Linked DNA regions of Homo sapiens: region 2 is linked to region 1. Evidence: read pairs that join two places in POLR2A ChIA-PET (ENCODE). Cell type or tissue: IMR-90. All regions are shown on one strand. Links, peaks and the distances in the headings refer to the core of each region. The heading gives the core; the rest is flanking DNA.

Region 1 (9,036 bases), core at 1,926-6,925:
CCTGGTTTCTCCAAAATTTGGAAGCTATTTGTAAGTATTCTTAACTTATGGCAATATAGTTTCTTGTTTTTGTTTTTGTTTTTTGTTTTTTTGCATAAACGCAATAAGAATCCATTTTCTTCTGCAACAAGATGCAATTGGAGAAACTGGTTGTTTTACCAACACTTTGACTGGAAGGGTATGCTTCTCTTTAAGGAATCCAGCTTGACTTGCATAGCCAATAAAAGCCCCTTGGGAAAACTGGCCTTATACCTTGTCTACATACTCCCTGTACAGGGTTCCTAACCTGTGGTGCATAACGAATGTCACTTTCTAATAGGCCCATGAGCTCCAACTTATCTTGGGACCTCAAGAGAGGAATTTACTCAACTCATACATATTTGAGGGTACAAACCCATGTCTGGGCTTGGCTTTAAAAGGCCTTATCTCAGATTCATTGTGGAACAGAGTTCCATCAGAGCCAATTTAAAAAACCTTTGTGAAAATAATTATTCTTGCTGCACTTTATGCAAATAATCAGGCAAAGTATAAGACTAAAGTTTATTTTGCAAAGAATCAGTCCTATCATGATTTGTTTTTAACAAAAATGAGGACTGGAGAGAGAAAAAATATGTTTCAAAATGTATCATACACTTGTCATTAAATTCTAGTCTCATTAGTTGTTTTTAAGTATTTGTCTACATTTCAGACTAACCCTGCTTATTTCTGTGAACCAATCAGTGATCTCTGGCTGCAGCTCAGTAGAAACAAAAGGAATGGGTAATGTAAAAATCTGGATCAATATTGTAATTTTGGGCAATTATCCTGCAAATCCTGCCAGGTGATTAGGTAAATGGGATGCCCATAACCTGGAGGTTTCTGTTTAAGAAAATAAGACCAAGGAAGCTAACAAAAGGCAAGCACCAAACACCCAAATCTTAGCAGGCATAACTATAGCCACTAGTTACCTTGGCATGTTGGCAGTCTAAGGATTTTTGAGCTGTCTTTAGCCCCATGTTCTGTTTTAATTCATGTCTTCTAATAACACAGTTTGTTTTTCTCACCTTCAGGCCATCAAACTCCAAATGATAATGCAACTTGATTTTCAGTTGATGGCTCCCTTTTCCTGGAGACCCTTAGATAGGCCTGTAAGAAAAATCTGCCATCTTCCCAAAACAGCACTGCCTGTAAGCAGGAAAGAGTTAAGATGGGTCATCATCGTTATCCTAATGGTAGTTAGATGTACCTCTTCAGAGCAGGGAATGATAGAGGCAGGAGGCAGACAAGTGCCTAGGCAGATAGGGGTGGGTCCCCAGTAAAACCCCACCTCCACGCAAAGGACAGTTTAAAGCCCAAAAGCCAAGCTGCAAGTCAAATCTATGGACCAGATTGATAATCTGTCTTCCCATTTGGCATGTTTTTCTCTGATTGATTCCCACCTTTCACCTATTTTATATATATCTACCCTTCCCTAATTGGTTTTTTACACTGCCATGCCCACCTTTGAGTGGTGTCTTTGTTTTAACCTTTTTTGAATACTCACAAACCAATCAGTGTGCCCTCCCCATTCTGAGCCTATAAATGCCCTGGACCCAGCCACACTGAGATAGAAACCACCCAATGTCGGTGCAGCCCCTCTCTGCTGAGAGCTGTTTCGTCACTCAACAAAATTATTTTCTGGCCCCCTCAGTCTTTGGTTAGAAGCGTATCCTCATTCTTAGACATGAGAGAAGAGCTTGGAACCCACTGAATGTGGGTACAGAGGAGGCTGTAACATAGTGGCCCTCTTCTCTCTGCTGATGGAGGGCAGCCGCCCCACATGACAGAAATAGTGGGGGAGTTGAGCCAGCCCCAAAGCTGCAGATCGAGGAGAGGCAAGGGTCTTGCCAGCTGGGTATCTCCAGCTGACAAAAGTGATCAAGAAAAATCCTGCATCACTCTGATGCTAGACTCATTTCAACTTAACAGAACTCAGGTGCTCCTTCTTTTCTTTGCCCACCTCTCAAACACATACATACTTCAGTTTGAATACCCTCAGTTTATTTCTCAATCATCTCAAATTCTCATATCTATTCTGTTAATCTCTTCTTATTCTCAGCTCTATCAATTTCCTCACTTTCAGGTTTATAATAGCATATTTCACCTTGCTCCCTTAAACTTCTATTTTAAGCAAATGTCCACATTGTTAATTAATCCTTTCTCTTCCTTACTTTAATATTTATATTCCATCAATGATATCACTTTTGCAGTCCTTTCAAAAGAAGGTCACTTTTTCCATTTTTTAGTCTCATTGCCCCTTTCTATTTCCACATTACACTTGTACTAAACTCCCTTGACTTTGAGGTGTCTTTACTCCAAGATTATTCCATTATTTCAACTCTCAGTTATTACCCTACCAAAAGAAATCATCACCTTCTTTAATGACTTTATTATTTGGGTCATTCACTACTCCTTTCTCTGTCTTGTAACTTCAGGATCCACATCAATGATCTTTATAAAATCCTCTTTTCACAGATTTACTTGATGTCTTCAAACCATGAAGTTTGTCTTCATTTTTCAGCTATTAGCAAACATGGCTACAATTTGGATTGTCATCCCATGAAGCACATCTACAAAAATAGGCTGAATTTTCATTCTTAAATACATTTAGTCATTCCAGATTTTTTATCTACTCATTCCTGATAAGCTTGATGTTGGCCTTTATGCTAACCCCTATTCCACTGACTGCTCTCTAATTTCCAATTCCATATCTCTCTCCTAGCCTTGTAGCCTCTTTTCCAAGCTCACACCCATGATCAACAATTTCAACTTTCCCTCCAATAGTGCCCTACAATTCCTTATTAATCCATTACAAATCTGTAGTGACCACATTGCCATTGCCAACCCCAATTAAAGCTGAAACTACCTTTGCAAAACTTATATCAGTGAGAAAAATTATAATACTAGGCTGACTTTTCTTGCTTTTCCCTTAATTATTCCCCAAATTAACTTTGGAAGACATTTAGGCTGTAGTTTAAATGATAATAGCCTTGCCCGAAGACTTGACCACTTTTGTAAAGTTAATGAGAGGCCATCAAGCTGGGCGGAGGAGAGAAGTCTGAGTCCTGCTAAGGTGTAGGCATAAAGGATTATCAGCCATTATTCTGGAGGTCATAAGAGATGCATCTACCCCAATTAATCTTGCAAATAACACTACTATTGTAGATTTGCCTTTTGAGAAATCTTTCCAGGTTTTTGGCATGTCTGATACCCATGGCTCCACCTGGACTCTGCTCCTGTGGCCCCACTCAGAGGCGATTCAGCCCACAGGAGGACAGCTTTCACCCTCTATGATTTTATCTCCACCCAACCAATTAGCAGCAAGCATCTGTTATCTGGCCACCCGACCCCGTCCTCCAAACTGCCTTTGAAAAACCCCTAACCTACGAGCTTCTGAGGAGATGATTTGAGTACAAACTTCGTCTCCCACACGACTTGTCCATCCTAGTGTCTACTAAACTCTTTCTCTACTACAATGCTGTAGTTTTTCATTATGCATGGGCAGGAAGAACTCCTCAGGCAGTTACAAATTCAGTACTGTATTTTCTTTTCTCTCCCCTGGAGTACCAATGATTCCTGGAGACACACTTCAGTTTTATTCAATTACTTCCTCTTCAAAACTAAATGTACTCAATATGAGCTAGGACCTCAATATTCTTCAATAGGTTTTTTCATTATTCATGCAAAACTGATTCTATGTGGATTTCTGCGTCATGGCTATTACAAACTTACTCCTTGTTTCACTCTCACAACGCTCTAAATTTCACTTCCTTATCCCTAGTGACCTTCATTACATTTCAACCATTTAGTTTCATGGCTGCGCCCTAAATCTAATAGTCACTGAGAACTGCTCTACTTCTGAAATCATGAATTCAGACATCCTCCTTTCTAACTGCAAACCCCTAACCCTTCAGCTCATTCCCTTTATTATTTCACTACATGGTGCAGATCAGGTGATTACGTAGCATAGTAGTTAATGGCATAGGCTCTGTAGCCAGATTTCCTGAGTTCTAAATCACATCCCTACCACTTACTATATATTTTGGGTCCTCAATTGGCTCATCTATACACAAGGAGGAAATAACATCTGACTCACAGAGATTTGGAAATCTCTGACAGGTGGAAAATAACATTCATTGAATATATATTATATGTCAGGCACTATTTTACAAGCTTTAAAAATATGAATTAATTTAATTTCAAATAATCCTGTGAGTTAGATGGTATGTACTAACTTTCTGACTATCTATAAGCTCCATTATCCATGTTTCTGTCATTTTCTTTTCAGTATTGTTTTCATGGCATTTAAATGTCTTGGTAATCATCTCAACTATCTTTTTATTGCACCAATCTGGCAATATCACAGTTCTGGATCAATCCAAGAATTTACGTTGTCCATTACAACATGTAAGTGACTAGATTTTGTAGAAGAGTTACATTAGCATACATATTGCTAAAACTATAAATTCATATGATATACTCAGACTTCACCAAAGTCCTGTGCCAATGACTTCTCCTATTTAATTTATAAAATAGAAACATAAGAATTCCTGATCTATAACCTGAAAAAATATTTTCATCCTCAGTTAAAAAGTTAAAAAAAGAGGAGAATAATCTTGCTTAGACTTAATTCCTTTACATGCTATTTGGATGTCATCTCTTCCATCTACTCAGGATCTCCTCTCACACCTAAAATTTACCATTTCCCTCCACAGGCACTTTTGAACTAGTATTTAAATATACTCTGTGTCTCCCATCATAAAAGTATAAAACAGAAAACTTCTCCAGATTCCATGTCTTCCTTCAGCTCCCAGTCTATGTCTCTCCATGTGTCTTCCCCTTCAGAAACACACTTCCTGCAGTTCTTGTGTCAAGATATTCTTCTCCCTATAATTCATTTAAAAACCCATCACAATCTGGCTTCGACCCCAACTCCACCAAAATCATCTCCATAATTTTTTCATGATTAGAAAGAACAACTTTATATTAAATTCAAGTGACACTTTTCAATATTGACCTTGGCTACAGTTGATCCTATTAACTTCACATTCTTTCTTCCAAGGCTTTCTTCTCTTGCCTCTAAACATACTCCTCTCTTCAGGTTTCCAATTACTACTCTGACTTCTCTCATTCAATATTTTTTGTGAAGTTTTCTTTTGACTTTCTCTAAAATGTTGGTATTCCTAAGGATTCTGTCCTAGACCCTCTTCTCTTCTTTCTCTACACAGTTGTACTCAGTAATCTCATCTACTCCTATGACTTCAATTCCATCCTATACAGCAAGTCCTTGAATAGCATTGTTGCATTCAATGTTGTTTGGTTATATGTTGATGAGAAAAAAAAAAAATCAGTTTCTGGCTAGATCCACCATCTGTATGGAGTTTGCACATTCTCCCCATGTCTGCGTGGGTTTTCTTCAGGTACACTGGTACCTTCCAAAAATGTGTATGTCATGTGAACTGGCATGTCTAAATTGTCCCAATCTGAGCGAGTGTGTGTGTGTGTGTACCTTGCAATAGGATGGTGTCCTGTCCAGGATTGGTGGCCACCTTGCACCCTGAGCTATCAGGATAGGCTATAGCCACCCTCAATTCTGGGTAAATAATTATCTTTCCTGTTTTTATTAATCATTCTTAAGCATGTATAGCTCACATTTATTTCAATGTTTACTATTAGTGTTTTGGTCTTCATTGAGAAGTTTGGTAAAGTTTTTGTGACTAGAATTATACCATAGGAACTTTTGTTTATATAAATTTGCTTGTGGTAAAATGGGTTTTGTTACACATTGTTTTGCTTAAAGTTGCAGTTTTCAGTAACCTGTCAACAATATTGTGAGAACTTGCTGTTGTCTGATTAATCTAAACTTATCTCCCTCTCATTTATCTTTCCTGAGCTTTATTCATTAGTAAATAGGCTTACTCAATGGCTCACTCAATACCTCTGAATTTCCTACATGCACATGAAACTGAACATAGAAAAAAAAAAAAAACAGATCCTTATCGTCTTGTGCAAACCTGCTCCTCCCCAGTACTCTATAACGTAAGTTGTCACTTGTTTAAATTAGAAACCAAGAGAAATGCAAATCAAAACCACAATGAGATACCATCTCACATCAGTTAGAATGGCAATCATTAAAAAGTCAGGAAACAACCGGTGCTGGAGAGGATGTGGAGAAATAGGAACACGTTTACACTGTTGGTGGGACTATAAACTAGTTCAACCATTGTGGAAGTCAGTGTGGTGATTCCTCAGGGATCTAGAACTAGAAATACCATTTGACTCAGCCATCCCATTACTGGGTATATACCCAAAGGACTATAAGTCATGCTGCTATAAAGACACATGCACACGTATGTTTATTGCGGCACTATTCACAATGGCAAAGACTTAGAACCAACCCAAATGTCCAACAATGATAGACTGGATTAAGAAAATGTGGCACATATACACCATGGAATACTATGCAGCCATAAAAAATGATGAGTTCATGTCCTTTGTAGGGACATGGGTGAAGCTGGAAACCATCATTCTCAGCAAACTATCTCAAGGACTTCAATTATTTCCTCTACCCCTTTCCCATCTTTTCTTTTCTCTTCTTTTCTTCCCTTTCTTCCTTTCCTACCTTGTTCACTCTCTCCCTCCCTCCACCTGTCTCTTTCTTTCTTGTATTTTCTTTATGCCTATGTTACATATTTTATAACTGTCTATTCCATTTTGAGGAGTTTATATTTTTTATATCTTTAAGTTCATTAATTCTTTCCTCAGCAATGTCTGGTGTCACATTCAGCCCACCAACAGCATTCTTCATTTCTATTACGGTGCTTTTTCTTTTGTTTTTTTCTTAGAGTTTTCATCTCCCTTATTACATTACCCATCTGTTCTTACATGTTGTCCACTTTTTACATTAGAGACTTTAGCACACTAATCAGTTACTTTAAATTCTTGGTCTGATAATTCCAAAGTCCTTAATGTCTGACTCTAGTTCTTATGTTTGCTTTGTCTGTTCAGACTATGATATTTTGTTTGTTTTTGCCTCTCACAGCCTTGAAAATGTTTTCTGAAAGATGTACAGAATGTATTGGGTAAAAAAAAAAATGATGTGAATAGTCCTTTAGTGTGAGATTTTATATTTATTTGGCTGAGTTTGACATTGTTTACTGTTTGCTATAGCTGTGGTGTCAGGGGTTAAAATTTCCTCTAGTGTCCTTATTTTTGTCTCCTCTGTAGTCTTTGGTTTTTCTAATGATTCTTTCTGGCTGGGCTCAGTGGCTGATGGCTGTAATGCCAGCACTTCAGGAGGCTGAGCGGGGAGGATTGCTTCAGCCTAGGATATTGAGACCAGCCTGGGCAACATGGTGAAACTCTATTTTTACAAAAAAATGCAAAAGTTAGCCAGGTGTGGTGGTATGCACCTGTGGCCCTTTTCCTGGACAGAATGAGGTATGTCTGCGTAGTCTCATGGTCCAATAACAAGATGCAGATGGACTGGGAAAGAAGAGAATTTATTTCTGTAACCCACCACAGGGAAAAGGTGGAAGAAATTCACCAGACTAACTCAAAGTTACAAGATTTTCTTCAGTGCTTATATACATTTTAAGCTCTATGCATATGGATGGGAGTGCACCCACAGGCAGTATTGTTTTACTTAATCTATATCTAATCTTTAACTAGGGTCTAGGGTCTGGAATGTTTTCTCTAAAACCTTGGAAAGTGTAATCTTAAGTGGACCCTAGTACAAGGTGTATGTGTAAAAATGCTTTTATCATTAAATCAGGCTATAGGGTCTGATAAAACCCAGGCAGGATCTTAATGGATTTGTTTTTATATTCCAGCCCTCATATTCAGGCACAGCTTCAACAGTTCTCTAATGTTTAACTTATGCATTCATCAGAATTACAGCCAAGGGTTAGTGGACGCTGGATGCTCTGACTGCTAATGGAAATCTGGCTTGCCACAGTCCCAGCTGTAGCAGGAGAATCCCTTGAGCCCAGGAGGCCAAGGTTGTAGTGAACTGTGATCATGCCACTGCACTACAGCCTGGATGTGACTGTGCCACTGCACTCCAGCCTGAATTTATTATTAAGTAATAATAAAATAAATAAATATTCCTTCTTAAATAGAGCCAGAGTCTTACAGCTCTTTCAGCTATACCTCCTATTATTCCACAAAAGTCCTATTGATATGGTGGTAGAATATGAGGAAATGAGAAGCATTTTATAATCCTATGATTATATCTCAGTCTTTTAGAAAACCTGTGTCCCTGGGCTGTGACCTTCACAAGGGCTTCTCAGCTTTTTAAAAAAATTCATTACTTAGGTGAGATAGCAAGGCCAGAGAGGACTTTATTTGGGTGTTTCCCTTCCCCAAAGAAGGGAAAAATTACCAAATCCAAGTCCTCTAGGACCCACTCGGGTCAGTTAGGCTCTGGCAAAACTCAAGTTTGTTAGGTTCTGATAAAATATTTTTCTAAGGGTAGACCTTTGTTAAGGAGAACAGAGAGCTCTGGATATATTTTTAAATGGTTATAGTTTCCCTTCCCCTGCCAGAAGCATGAATAGATTTTTCTTCAGTCTTCACAATAAGAACCAGGCGGGGATCCTATAGGCAAAGCTCATAAAAGTTTGGGGACTTCCAAAAATACCTTCCAGAATTTTTAATTCTCAAGCTAGTCTACACTGAGCCTCTAGAATTTATCAAATAAAGTTCAAGTATTCCTACTGATGCTGGCTCCATCTGAAAGCTTTTTCTCCTGGGCTGCTGCTTCCAGTAAGGTAAGTTAGGGTTCTTTGTAACCCCCTTCCCTCCAGTTTTCAGGGCAGCAGTTTGTCCTGTGACCTCAATTCTTTGTGGGCCTAAAAAGGGATCTTGATTTTCAGTTTGTTCAATTTTCTTTTTGTGGTGAGGACAGGAATGATGACTTTCAAGCTCTTTTCATGTCAGACTAGAACCTGGAAAAGAAAGACTCATATGCTTCCTTTTAATCAACGTATTTACTTCACTTTGGTTCATTCATTCTTA
Region 2 (6,478 bases), core at 1,262-6,261, 81 kb before region 1:
ACAAAGAATAAAATTAATTATATATTATTAAATTAGTATGTGATAAAGAAAATGTGTCTTGGCTTAGTATCTATTGAGATGTATCTTTCAGCTTCTACTGCTATGTGCCAGCAACTGCCAGCTGAGGAACAAATGTGGGTATGTGAGCAATTCCCGCTCTTTAAGTATTCATTTAATGAAGGAGACACATGTAAGCAAGAAGAGGTAACATGTCCAATGTCACGGGGTTGGACAGTCTAGGTAATAAAAGAAGTGTCTTATGTTTGGAATATTGGGTATGTATGAAATTGAATATCAGGAAAAGAAGCTGAGGTGCTACATTAAAATACGATTGTGCCTTTTTAAGTTTATTCTCTATGGGTTTGGAATGTGTTTCTTTTTTTAATATATAGATGTTCTGATCAAGATATATTCAAATGGCAGTATAAAATAAATGGAGTTGTATAGACAGATTTATGGAGATCTATTGTAATAATCTAGGCGAGGCTGAGAAGGTTCTGAACTGTGGAACAGAACAGAAAGGGATGAGCTGGCTAGACATTTCTGAAGTATAGTCGATGGTCATTATGTTAGCTTGGTAATTGGAGATAGGAGAGAATGAGTTGTCAGTAGTGACTGAGATTTCTAGATTGGAAAATGTTAACCAAGATGGAGAATTCAAGAAGAAGAAAAAGTTGGAGTAGGGAAGAAGATAAAGAATTTATCTTTCAATAAATGAAGTTTGAGATTCTTGCAAGACATTGAGGGAGAGGGACATGTCTCATATTTGGTTGGAACCATGGATCAGAGTAAAAAAAAAAAAATAGAAAATTGAAGCACAGGGAGAGCTTTGGGTATTGTGGCATAAAAGTAGCAGCTGAAGCTTAGGATAGATGAAATCACCTAAGGAGAAAGCATAGATTAAATGAATAAAATGGACCAAGGACAGAATCCTAGGCATACATGTGTGCCGTGTGTGTGTGGGAGCGGTGGGAAGGGGGGTAGTTGGGGGAGATAATGAGAGAAATTAGAGAGGGCCTCAGACAAATTGGAAATAGCATAAGATGTAGGACAATCATGTTCTAGAAACCAAAAATGGGAGAATTAGAAGTGTAGATACATTTGAGAGAGAGGGTAGAGAAATTAGGGAAATTTGCTTTTGGGTCTCTCTTTTCTCTGTGAAGCAGGATACAGGGTTATTTGGTGAAAAAATGATAAGCATTGGGGTTGTAGTAGAAAAGCATGAGAGGAATGATACACATTTGGGACAGTCACAATGATGGGTAACAAAGGAATCTTACAAAGAGTATATGAAAGGAATGTTAATAGGTAATATTGGAAATTAGAAATTTTTAAGGTGCTATTTGGCATTACTCTGATTTTCTATATCAGCACTATATTTTTGTATATCATCCTATCGATAATGTTAAAGGCTTTGGAATGGTTTGTTAATCCAAATTTATTCTCTGGCAAGGTGAATTTTTTGCATTGTTAAAGAAGTGAGATAGTTGAAGGCATAGCTACTAGTGTAACGCATATGCCCAATGTTGGGATTTAGTCCTTACAGGGAAGGAAATGAAAGCAAGAGAAACTGATAGTAAGCTTTTTTCCAATGTGATTGCTTTTGAAGGACCTCGTAGTCTTGAAGTGCCTTAAATAAACTTTGCTAAAACGTTTGAAACAAAACAAAGATTAGAAAGGTCAGCAACATTTGGGCAGCTCAGAGTTTCTTGTTTTATTCTTTAAAAATCTGTATTTCGTTGTTTGGCTAACTATTCACTTTATTGCTTTTATATCACTAGATAAGATCCCAAGTTAGTACTTATAGTCAAATATTCTTGAAATTCTTTAACAAACAATTCTGTAAAAAAATAACAAAATGCAGGAAATTCCATTTGGTAGAGTGAAAAAAATTCAATGCAGTTGTTCCTCATATCTGTAGGGGATTGATTCCAGGACCCCCAGTGGATACCAAAATCCAGAGATGCTTAAGTCCCTTTTATAAAATGGTGTTGTATTTGCATACAACCTGTACATAACCTCCTGTATACTTTAAATCATTTCTTGATTCCTTGTAATACCAAATACAATGTAAATGCTATGTAAATAGTTGTTATTCTATATTGTTTAGGGAATAATGACAAGAAAGAAAAAAACTCTGTACACATTCAGTACAGATGCAACTATCCCTTTTTTAAATAAATATTGTAAATCCGTAGTTGCCTGAATCCATGTATGTGGAACCCATGGATATGGAGGGTTGACTATATTTGCAACCAGAACACTATTGGTTCAGGTCCTGGCTATTCCACTTTTTATTTCTGGGACCTTATGCAAGTAATGTTGCCTCTCTAAAGCAGAGATGAAGGAATAACATTAATTTCAGGCTACAGGGAAGAAAAAAGAAAAATAGGAATGGGAAGGCATAGGACTTTATAAAATTTTATCATCTAACTTTCTTACTCAGTAGACAGACATGTCAACTGAGTGGGAATATATTTTCATCATTTTGAATCTTTCCAAAGAAGACAAAATAGTAACCTCTATTGCATTGTTCTACTTGGATAATTTTGGTGATAAGGCCCACTCATTAATTCATTCATTTACTTGGCTAACATTTCCTGAGTACTTACTATGTGCCAGGTTCTGTGCTAAAAACCGGGTTTACAGTGAGGAAAATAAACAAAAGGTAACTGTTGCCAGGAAGCTCAGAATCTAATAAAAGTACATTCACTAAGAACAATAATTCCATTAATGAATAATTGCAAATTGAAATTTGTTTTCTGAAGCAAAAGAATATAGTTCCATGAAAGTATTAAAGGGCTAGAAACAGTGTCCCTAGTAACATGACACTTAAGGTAGATCAGAGTGGTAATTAGGAGGTACATACCAGTTTGTACAAAAATGCTGTTGCAGTGGGGAGCCTAGAGAATTCAGGTGTAACTGAGAGAAGCCTCACATGGCTGGAGCTCTGGCCAAGGGTAAGGGTACAGAGCAGGTGGGAGCCAGAACATGTGTGGCCCTGTAGGCCATTTTAAGAATATTGAAGAGGTTCAGTAAGGTCAGTGACATCAGATTTGTTTTCAAAGGGTCATTGTAACTGTAGATGAAAAGGTTGTATGAGGACCAAAGTGAATAAAAGGAGACATCTTAGTATTCTATTACAATAATAAAGGTAAGAAAAGATAGTGGCTAAGATCAGGGTGGTATCTTTTGAGATAGAGGTAAGTGGACAGTTTTGAAATATACTTAGGTCAAACTGAGGGAATTTGGTGATGCTTTAGGAATGGTAGATCAAAGAGAAGGCAGTATGAAGAATGACTTCTTGTATTTGGGCTTGTGTAACTAGTTGTCAAATGAAGCTGTTTTTTTGAAGTATAGTGTGAATATCTTTTAAAAAATTATTTATTCTTCTTTGGGCAGATTTGACCTTTCCTATTAATGGGAAGAAGGCAGAGTTTGTTTCTGTATCCTATTAATGGGAAGAAGGAGCAAACAAGGTCACAAAACATTAACAGCAGTTCACAGAAGCTACTACATGAGGAGGATGAGCTCTGAGGTCTCCTAGCCTGGGGTTTTTTAATTGCGTAACATTTACTAGGTAGAACAGGGGAGATAGTACAGATTTGCCAATATTTAGGGGTTTTTAAATACAGTTTATGATCAAATCAAAGAGAAAAACAGCAGATCTCTAGTGTTCATTAAGTCAGCAAATTTATAATTTCTCAGTAGTATTACTTTTTAACAAATTATATATTAGCCAGGATCGTCATGTGTGATCTCTTTAGCAGTAGATACTGCTAAACCCTTCCCTGTTCTCTCTCCCAGTTGCAGTGAGTTAAACCATGTGTCGTTCTACCCCCACAGTACCCTTTACTTAATTTACATGTGGCTTTTTTCAGACTGTTAACGCGAGGTAGGAGTTCCTGTAACCAAGGCTACCTGTGTGGTTCAGTCTCTCACAAAACCCATTTGGTTCAACTCCAACTTAGTTTTGACTCATCACACATCTGTGGTTATACCACTGTAAACATCTTGTAGTTTTCCTCCAACGGTTCCCTCCGAATTTGCTTATTTTAAACACACGTTATTTTAAACACAATGAAATCTTCCTCAAATTCAATAGATTTCCTTTCTGATTAATAGTTCCTGAGTAGGGAACACTGAAAGAGTTTAAGTAGAAAAGAAAGATTTTAAGTTGGACTTTAGTACAAGTGCATTTTCAGATCTTTTATCATATCCAGATGGAGTTGTCTGTAGGCACATGATATGGGGCTGGCATATAAAGAATTCTTAACTGAAGGTAAATTAATTTGGGAGATTTTGAAGCTCTAACCCTAGATATGAGCGTCGCTAGGGAAGAAGGATACACTATGGTAGAAGAATAGAGTCTGAACCTTAGGAACTCCAACCAAGGGGTGGCTGGGTTAAGAAAGGTGGTCTTGAAAAGGAGTCAGGAGAGACCAGAAGGCAGGATAAAAACCAACAGAATGGGCTAGTGGAGCACAGGGGCAAAGAGTGCTTCAAGGAGAGAAGAGGCTCTGATGGCTGCTGAAATGTCAAATAAGGTAGAGACTTAAAAATGTCCATCAGATTTAATGACATGCAGATTATTGGAGACTTTGGTAAGAGCTGTTTTTGTTCAAAACCAATTTGAAGTGGGTTCAGAGGTGAGTGGGAAAGTACAGACGTGGAAACAGAAAGTTTAGATGGTTGGCTCTGACTAGGATTGATGAAGAGAGGTAACTGGAAGATGAGGGGTTTAGAGTAGGTTGGGGTAAGTTTTTTTTTTTTTTTTTTAATTAGGATAGCTATTTGACCATTTGAAAATTAAAGACTGCTGAGACAGAGTTATTTTAGAATTTTATTGCCTTTTTTGTGTTGATTATGCATAGGAGTATGTGTTTTGATTTGTTAAATGAAAAACTAGACTGTTTTGAGAAAAGCAAGGTACTCGAATAAATTTTATTAATTTTTTCGTTCATTAGGGAGGGCATTTTTTGCTTGGAAATAGATAATTTAGATATATTTACATGTTTGGTATTTGATAATGAATTATAAAAAGGTTTAGTGACTGAAGCTTTTAAGTATGCTTATTTAAATTTCTAGAGCTGTAACAGTAAATTTTACCCATTTTATAAAGTAGTAGAGAACAGATACAAAGAAGAGTCCCAAAAGCATTTTTTTAAATACTTGGTTTTAAGTCTCCTTTTATCTTAATGATCTTAAGAATTGGCAGTAGTCATCAAAGGGGAGGTAACTCAGAATTGACATTGTATTTAAAGGGGAGGCTACCCAGTCCTAAGTGTTTACCACAGTTTCATACTTAAAATTGGTGTCGTCATAAACTGTGGTAATACTTTGTGAGGCCATGAGTATTAGCTGTGCCAAGATGATTTACAAAGCATGTAACGTATTTTGTTTTATAATCATAAAGTAACTTTCAGTAAGATGGGAGGCCTAATCTATTTTTTATATTTTTCGACTTAATCATTGAATAATATGATTTCAGCTACATTGTGTTGTTCAGGCCAAATAAATATCCTAATAGTAATTTAATCAGAGTTCGGCCCAGAAGGTGCTCTAAGGTCTTAGAAATCGGGGGTAGTTGCTCTATTGTCTGAAAGTCTCTGATGTATGTATATGCTGTTGTTTTTCAAATTCAGTCATGTGAAATAGAAAATGTTTATCTAGATTCCTGCTGTAGCCATAGCCATGATGGAATGAGTACCCATTCCATCAGAGAAACTGTTGGTAGCAAGTCTTATCTTTATTTTGCACTTCCCTTTCTGTTTTTTTTTTCTCTTTTTCTTTTCATTTTTCTTCTATCTCCCCTGCCTTTTCATTTTTTTCTTCTTATTTACTTTCTTTTTTTTTCTTTTCTTTTTTTTTTACCCTCTATAATCTTGACTCTTTTTGGACTTTTCTCTTGATAGAACTTACTCCCTTTTTTCACCTTTGGTTCTATTTCATTTCAGCTTGCCTCCCTCCCTCCCTTCCTTCTTTCTTTCTTTTTTTTTTCTTCCTTCCTTTTTTTTCTTTCTTTTCTTGTTTTCCAAAGGTAACCAAACTAGCAGACAGAATGCACAAAATCCTACACCTTGGTTCCAGACCTGGCATTTTTGCCTGTTTCCTTTGAACATTTTCCTGTGATCTTTTTGACCCTGATTTTTCTCATCAGTAAGACAAGTGTGACAATATCTGCTCTGCTTATCTCACAAGGTTCTTCTTTGTATCAAATAAGATGAGAGGCAGTACAGGCAGAGAGTACCGGGGTTTAGAACAGAGTTCCACACTAACTGGTTACTTGGCTTTGGATGAGTTATTAATCCCCTCTGATCCTATCTCCTCATCTATGAAATGGAGAAAATAGGGTTATTATGAAGATTAGAAATAGTTCATGCAAAGCACTTTGCATAGTCATGGCATTTAGTAGGTGCTCACAAAGATAATAGAATATAATGGTCACAAAATTATGTAATTGTACTAAGTAAAGATA

The links. Peaks named below come from ENCODE experiments on the same cell type or tissue, not always from the same donor. Only the 100,000 strongest peaks of a DNase experiment are listed, where the experiment ranks them.
Region 2: POLR2A ChIA-PET joins it to region 1 with 7 read pairs; 2 of 35 experiments call an interaction of 5 or more read pairs at or near these places.

The regions. Positions count from the first base shown.
Region 1 is chr5:110,829,091-110,838,126 of GRCh38, forward strand. No RefSeq gene overlaps it. Among named protein-coding and RNA genes, the nearest start is that of SLC25A46, 95 kb to the left of the region's middle. RefSeq lists an enhancer at 2,790-3,323. In IMR-90, for the core only: no CTCF peak of the experiment used is centred there; no DNase peak of the experiment used is centred there.
Region 2 is chr5:110,748,541-110,755,018 of GRCh38, forward strand. The region is part of intron 5 of SLC25A46 (solute carrier family 25 member 46); the gene reads left to right. Among named protein-coding and RNA genes, the nearest start is that of SLC25A46, 13 kb to the left of the region's middle. RefSeq lists an enhancer at 4,015-4,274. In IMR-90, for the core only: no CTCF peak of the experiment used is centred there; a DNase peak (open chromatin) is centred at 3,991.